2 separate regions of the Homo sapiens genome follow, and region 2 is linked to region 1. Evidence: chromatin loops called from intact Hi-C (ENCODE). Cell type or tissue: OCI-LY7. All regions are shown on one strand.

Region 1 (4,000 bases):
GAAAGGCTATGGTTTCAGAAATGTTTTTAAGTGTAGGTAAATGTATTAGTCTGTTATCACATTGCTATAAAGAAATACCAGAGGCTGAGTAATTTATAAAGAAAAGCTGTTTAATTGGCTTATGGTTCTGCGGGCTGTACAGCAAGTGTGGCGGCATCTGTTTCTGGAGAGGCCTCAGGAAGCTCCCAGTCATAGTGGAAGGCAAAGGAGAAGTGAGGTGTCTTACATGGCAGGAGCAGGAGCAAGAGGGAGAAGGGGAGGTGCTCCATGCCTTTGAACAATCAGATCTTGGCCGGGCGCAGTGGCTCACACCTGTAATCCCAGCACTTTGGGAGGCCGAGGCGGGAAGATCCCCTGAGGTCAGGAGTTCGAAACCAGCCTGGCCAACATGGTGAAACCCTGTCTCTACTAAAAATACAAAAATTAGCCGGGCATGGTGGTGTGTGCCTGTAATCCCAGGTATTTGGGAGGCTGAAGCAGGAGAATCACTTGAACCTGGGAGGCAGAGGTTGCAGTGAACCGAGATCATACCACTGCACTCCAGCCTGGGCGACAGAGTGAGGCTCTGCTTCAAAGAAAACAAAACAAAACAAAATTAAAAACCCAGATCTCGCAAGAACTCATTCACTATCCTGAGGACAGTATCAAGTAGATGGCAGTAAACCATTCATGAAAAACACCTCCATGATCCAATCACCTCCCACCAGGCCCACATCCAACATTGGGAATTATACTTTGGCATGAGATTTGGGTGGGGACACAGATCCAAACCACATCAGTAAGAGAATGCAAGGGAGAACTTAATATAGTTCATTATTTGACAGACACTAAGCACCTTCCCTGTACTGAGCAGTATTATAAGAGCTTCGGATAGATGAAGCTTTTGTCCTACTGTAGGGAAGTAGATAATAGGCAAATAAATCAAAAAAGAAAAAAAGAAAATTTCATGAAATGATAAAAGCTTTGGTGAAAACAAAACAAAAACTTTGTGGTGGTGTTGGGGGGCATGAGTAGCTGCCTTCAGTTAAGTAGCAGAAAAGGCCTGAGAAGGTAACATCTAACTAGAGACCTTGTGACATAAGAAGCAGCGAACCACATGAAGTTCTGGGGGAGCCGCCCAGACAGAGGGCGGTGGCTAGTGCACTGTTCCTAAGGAAGGAACAAGCTTGTATGTTTAAGGAGCAAAAGGAAGGCCAGTGTGGCTAGAACATGGAATGACGGGGAAGAGTGGTTAGACGTGAGCTTTTAGAGCATTTTGAGGAAGCTGGGGGCAAATTGGAGGGCTTTGTAGAATGGAGGAGGAGTTGGGATTATGGGGAGCCATTCAAGGGTTTTAAGAAAGGATATCATCTGAGTTATATTTTAAAAAGATCACTGATTGCTATGTGAAGAATGGATTGTAAGAGGTGAAGATTAAGTTGCTAGTTAGGAAGGTGCTGAGTAGGTTAATGAGAGGCTCTGGCTTGAATTAGGGTGATAGTAGGGAAAATGGAGAGAAGAGGTACATTTGGGAGCTTTCAGAGAACGAACTAAGTCCCTTTATTCCTCTACTCCTCACTGCCACTTACTAATAGTAAGTAGTGGAGGACTACAGAATGACTGCTAAGATTTTGGCTTTACTAAACTGACAGGATGATCATGTTATTTATGCGATGCAGTCAATTGTTGGAAAGAGTAGGAGACCAAGAGTTTTGTTTTGGACAGATGCTATTGGACATCCAAATACATACGTCACATTGGCAGGTTAGAGATGCGAATCTGAAGTTCAGTGGAACTAGAGATATAAATTTGGTACTCATGAGCACTTAGATGGCTTTAAAACATTTTAAAGGAGAAGGGAAACTGATTTTGCCAAATCCAAGGGTTTTAGGAACAGTGTGTTCAACCTGGTCAGATACCACTGAGAGGTTGAGAAAGGTGAGACTTGAGAAGTAATCATTGAGTTTGCCAACCTGGAAGTCATCTGTAAACTTGACAGTCACACAGATTCTGTGAAGAGGAGGGGACTGAAGCCCATGTAGAGTGATTGAAGAGAGAATCTAGTTACAGAGGCAGAGTTGCAACCCTAGGTTATTCTTTCCAAAAGTTTTGCTCTTGTCTTCTTAGTGAAGTGCACGAAGCCTTTGGACATCTCTGCAAATGGGTAGCAGTAGAACATGAATTAATAAGCTTTTGCCACAAGGTGTCACTAATTCTTCATTAGCTTCTAGTAAGCGAAATAATTGCAGCCCAGGTATACCTTGTATTAGGGAAATATTATTTTTAAAAATCATATTTACAAAGTAGGCCAACTTGGCCCGGCGCGGTGACTTATGCCTGTAATCCTAGCACTTTGGGAGGCTGAGGCAGGCAGATCACCTGAGGTCAGGAGTTCAAGACCAGCCTGGCCAACATGGTGAAACACCATCTCTACAAAAGTACAAAAATTAGACAGACATGGTGGCAGGCACCTGTAATCCCAGCTATTCGGGAGGCTGAGGCGGTAGAATTCCTTGAACCCAGGAGGCAGAGGTTGCAGTGAGCTAAGATTGCGCCATTGCACTCCAGCCTGGGTGACAGACAGAAAGAGACCCAGTCTCAAAACAAAAACAAAAACAAAAGCGAAACAAAGTAGCTAACTAGAAGGCAGTTACTTACATGGTGGAGAGGTTTCCTTTCAAAAGACAGTCTCTAGTATGTTTAACAAATGTGCATGGCCGTCAAGTGGTGCGTGGAGCACTGGGCTAGCAATCAGAAGACCAGAGTTCTGGGTGTAGAGTATTGGATTTGGAGTCAGAAGCTTCGAGTTCATCTCCTGTTTTGTTCTCACTAGCTATGTGACCTCATGCAAAATTTAAATTATTCTTTGTCTTATTTTGTTGTTGTTATTTTAAAACGATAGATAGTAAATGCTGTTCTGGCCATCTCAAGCAATTATTTTTGCATACCAAAAGAGATAATGTGTGTAACAATTTAGAAAATTATGAAGTGCTATGTAAATATAAGATTTAAAAAATTTTATAAAAATTATTTATACCGAACTTTACAGCAATATAGGTATTATGTAAAGCAGTTGTATTAGTGAGAACCCCCGGTTGCATAAGGGAGAAATCCAATTTGAATTTGCTTGGCAGAAGGGCATGTTTTGAAGTTTATGGGGTGGTTCCTGTGCCTTCAGGGATGGCAGCATTGTGGGTGGGCTTTAGGCATTGCTGGAATCAGAGATTGGAATGACGGCAGCATGTGTACCCTTCATTCCCCTTTGCTTCTGTCTGGTGCCTTTATTCTCTTTGGCCCAAACTTACCTCCCCTACCTTGTGGGGGAACATTTTGATATTGTGATTGTAGGGCACCTGCATGACAACATCCTATAGCTTGAGAAGGTGAGAAGCTGGGGCTGGAGAAGTAGACGTAGAATTACCTTGATTTTGATGAAGAGAATAAGAATTTTGAATTTATGAGTGCCATTGTCAGTTAATGCTGACCTTCCAGTTTTGAAAAATAAAACTCACATGCTCTGAAACAGTTTAATATCCTTGAGTCTGCATGTCTTTGCCTGCCTGCCCGTCCGCCCGCCCGCCTGCCTGCCTGCCTGCCTGCCTGCCTTCCTTCCTTCCTTCCTTCCTTCCTTCCTTCCTTCCTTCCCTCCTTCCTTCCTTCCTTCCTTCCCTCCTTCCTTCCTTCCTTCCCTCCCTCTCGCTCTCTCTTTCTTTCTTTTCTTTCTTTCTTTTCTCTCTCTTTCTTTTTCCCTTCCCTTCCCTTCTTCTTCCCTTCCCTTCCTGACAGGGTCTCACTCTGTCACCCAGGCTGGAGTGTAGTGATGCAAAATCATGACTCACTGCAGTCTTAACCTCCTGGGATCAAGCCATCCACTGGCCTCAGCCTCCAGAATAGCTGATACTACAGGTAGTTGCCACTATGCCCAGCTAATTTTTCTATTTTAATTTTTTTTCCAGTTTTAAATAGTTTAAAAATTAGCCAGGCATGGTGGCGGGTGCCTGTAGTCCTAGCTACTCAGGAG
Region 2 (4,000 bases), 140 kb after region 1:
CCCTGTGGAATATTTCCCAGAGAGGCCTCTAGAAACTCACAGAGGCACGCATGAGAGTGAAGCAAGCCTAAAACATTTCCAGCTGGGCAAGAACATTCCTGTTCCTGTTCTTCCTACTCCTTTTCCTACCTTGACTCTGGAAGGGTCTGGAAAAATCAAAGGAAAGAAGAGAAGGCTTCGCACTCTGCAGTCTTCCAGGTACAGCGGGCTCCAGCTGGGCGGTGGCAGAATATCCAATTTTAAATCCTTTGGAATTTTTACTATTACATACGACTTTTTTTTTTTTTGAGACAGAGTCTCACTCTGTCGCCCAGGCTGGAGTGCAGTGGCGTGATCTCAGCTCACTGCAACCTCCACCTCCCGGGTTCAAGCAATTCTCCTGCTTCAGCCTCTTGAGTAGCTGGGATTACAGGCATGCACCACCGCACCCAGCTAATTTTTGTATTCTTAGTAGAGATGGGGTTTCGCCATGTTGGCCAGGCTGGTCTGGAACTCCTGACCTGGTGATCCGCCCACCTCGGCCTCCCAAAGTGCTGGGATTACAGGCATGAGACACTGCGCCCAGCCTATTACATAGGATTTGACATTTTTAGTCACGGAATTGACACAGTGTTTCTAACTTAGAGCAACCTTAGAATTTATTTATTACTCACAAATTCACAGGAGTCGTGACACTGCCTGAGTTTCCTCCCTGAGTCGGGAAGAACTTTTCCCACTCCCACTGTACATATTTTAAAGAAACAGTGAAAGATAAAAATAAGGAAGTTTCCTTATTAGATCTCATGAGTTTTCCTGTTCAATGTGTATCCTTTATAGTTCTACAGAAACATGTTTAGGCTTCACAAGCTCTTCTGAAACTTCCTTTATCCACCTGCTGATATGCATTCGAGAGCTTCCTGCATCCGTGTAACTTCAGTCCATTGACTTTAGTGGCTCTCAGAATTCTACAGTCTGGATGGACAATACTTTACTTAACTACTGCTTTATTGATGTGACTCTGTATTCTTTTTACTTTTATTATTAAAAGTAATATTGCAAAAATACTATCCATCATCTGTGTGACAGCCATATTCTTTGAACACTGCGTGTTTTCTGTTTTTTACTTAATTTAGCCAGAGTGTGTCTCTATTGTTTGCCAGTGATATAAAGGTTTCTCAAAGCGGGTAAACCTTGGGCTGAGTCTTTAAGGGTGAATAGGTGTTTCAAGCAGCCCAGGACAGGTGCAGAGGGGGTGGGATCATAAAACACGTGATGAAACCAGTGTTGGTTCTGAATGTCCCCAATCCCTCTAATTGTTCTCTAATTAGAAGGATTTGTCAAAATATTAAATGAACATGTTCTTTATATCTGAGGTAGCAAGTTGGACTTCTACCAGCGGTCTGAAAAGTCACTGGAGTGGAACTGCTATATTGCAAAGAAGATTGAGCAAGTGTTGTTTTTATCTGCCTGTCTTCCATTCTCTCTCTTTCTGATAATAACACCTCCATTTTCTTTTGGGGGAAATGGAGATGTAATAAGAAAATATCTCTAATTTTTGTCTTCTGCTTTTCTGTTGACACAAATCCATGTGGTTTGTGCTTGTCCGGCGTCCAGAAAACTCTGTACGCCGCCCTCTTGTGGAGAAGGGAGGTCATGCCACCCAAACTAACCCAATCAGATGCTTCCTCCTGGGAACTTGAATTTTTAAGAAACACAAAAATGGAAAATTATTGGAAATGATTTGTCCAGAAAGAGGTGCCTTAGAGAAATTGGCAACTGTTTCTGCCCTAGAGCTTTTCTGATCTTGTTTTTCTGGAGACCTTGTTATTCAGCCTTTTCTTTAATCCAGGGAGCTCTTCCATATTTTTCAAATATCCTGAGTTTTTTGTTTGTTTTTTACTTCATTTAGCCGGAGTGTGTCTCTATTGTTTGCCAATGATCTAAAGGATATGTTCGTTTAGTATTTTGACAAATACCTCTAATTGTCTTCCAATCGGAGGTAGCATTTGTATTTCTACCCACAATTGGAAGCGTCTGGGCTTCATTTTTATTTTGATTTGTTTTAAATAGTTCTGTTGTGTTATGAACAGAGAGTCTCCTCTATTCAATCTTCCTAATACAATACCACTTCAATTTCCCGATAGAGTGATGTTGCTTACTTCCAAGTGAGAGAAATGCTGCTTGCTGTAGTGGGTTGGCCAACAAATAAATTATTTATTATTGCCAAAAAAACAACTGGTTTATATTAACTTGCCAGAGGCATAACTGATAAAATGATCTAGTGTCAAATTAATTTCATTTATAAGTGAAGTGATTCGTAAGGATGTGAGCCACAAACTTGGACACTAAGTATTCCAAAACCAAGCATTCTTACATGATCACCTTAGCAACTGTAAATAATGACATCACCAGCAAATACCAGCAAAAGAATGGACAGGCATGATACAAAAAGCTCCTTTAATTAACATCATGTTTGCCAATTACTTTATTCTTAGGTAAACCATCTGTAAAAGTAGCATAATTTGTGATTTGAATTGAAGGCATGTGAAAAAGAACTCAGATTCTCTAACTGGGCAAGTAACATCACTAAAGTAATGTCCTGTGTGCACAGAGGGCTCCTTGCCTGTGTGGAAAAAAGTGTCTAGGTGATTTTTGGAAAATCTAAATAAAGCAAAGATGAACATAAGTAAAGATGAACCACAGCGAGTACACAATCACCAACAACTGTGTGTACTGGAGACAGTGTGAAGAGATGAAGCCATGCCCACACCCAACTTCTTGAAACATTTCCTGTAAAATGAATAAAGGAAAACATTTACACATTTGATTTTTGTCTCCTCACTTCACCTACCTTGGTTGAGATTAAAAGAAAATGGAAATTGTCCAGAGGAGAGAGATTCATAGTATTGAAACGAGGACTTTTCAAGGTTTTGCATAGGAGTGTTGCTGAAAATCTTTGACAGCCAATAAATAATGGTAATGTAATGTCAATAAATATATGAAGCAAAATTAAATCAATAACCCCCATATGGTTACAGGATGTTTTATAGGATCTCAGAAAGGAAGATTACTTAAGTAAATAAAGTTGTGTTGTTTTGTTACTAAGATACGTGGAAAAGATTGTCTTTCATGTGCCAAGCAATGCAACGGACAGAAGGAGAAACTGCCAAAGGCCTGAAATAGATAAAAGCTCCTTGCCAAGGCCTCCAGTGTGGAATAGACCTCAGGATAGTGGACATCCATGCTTCTCATATTTCACAATTAAGAGTGATGTTTGCCCTTGGTTCTTTGTGGATGCTATTCATCAGTTTATGAAATCTCTCTTGTGTTTTCAGTTTAAGAATTTTTTTTAAGATGTTGAATTTTATCAAATAGTTTTTGTGCGTCAAATGAGAAGACCGTATGGTTATTCTCTATCATTCTATTAAATGTGGTAAATTACATTTATTCTAATATTAAACCTCTTCTGAATTCCTGGGATAGAGCAAATTTGGACAAGATTAGACTTGGCTGCATTTGGTTGTTAATGCTGTTTAGAATTGTTGTATCAATGTTTATCAGTTAATCGTCTGTAATTTTCCTTCATCATATCATCTTTGTCTGGTTTTGGCATCAAGGCTATATTAACCTCACAAGAATGCTACAAGGGGATTGTTTAGTTTTTCTAAATGAAATGTTCTAATCTTTCCAGATGATTGGAACAATTTTTATTGAAAGGTTTTTAGAATTTGTCCATAAAGTTTTCTGGGCCTTCTATTTTCTTTATAGGAAGATTTTAAACTACTAATTACATTTCTTTAATAATTGCAGGACCGATTGGTCATTCCCATTGTTTTAAAGTCAAATTTTGTAGGTTATAATTTTCCAGGAATTTATTTATTTTATATGAATTTTCAAATTTATTAACATAACATTTGATAAGCAGATGAGGTAATTATGATAGGTAGACAAAATAAGTATGATAATTCATAGCAATCTTCTTTTCTTTTTCTTTTTCCTTTTTTTAAGATGGAGTCTCACT

Evidence for each region. A loop is a pair of places that touch in the nucleus more often than their neighbours do. Peaks named below come from ENCODE experiments on the same cell type or tissue, not always from the same donor. Only the 100,000 strongest peaks of a DNase experiment are listed, where the experiment ranks them.
Region 2: it touches region 1 in a loop (5-fold over the local background); 3 of 110 quality-filtered maps call a loop at or near these places.

Annotation. Positions count from the first base shown.
Region 1 is chr6:159,006,588-159,010,587 of GRCh38, forward strand. All of the region lies in intron 1 of TAGAP-AS1 (TAGAP antisense RNA 1), which reads left to right. Among named protein-coding and RNA genes, the nearest start is that of RSPH3, 8.4 kb to the left of the region's middle. RefSeq lists an enhancer at 2,520-2,809. In OCI-LY7, CTCF peaks have their summits at 2,189 (motif pointing right) and 2,390; a DNase peak (open chromatin) is centred at 2,184; H3K4me3 peaks cover 512 bases; H3K27ac peaks cover 633 bases.
Region 2 is chr6:159,149,851-159,153,850 of GRCh38, forward strand. No RefSeq gene overlaps it. Among named protein-coding and RNA genes, the nearest start is that of FNDC1, 18 kb to the right of the region's middle. In OCI-LY7, CTCF peaks have their summits at 1,605 (motif pointing left) and 1,808; a DNase peak (open chromatin) is centred at 1,611.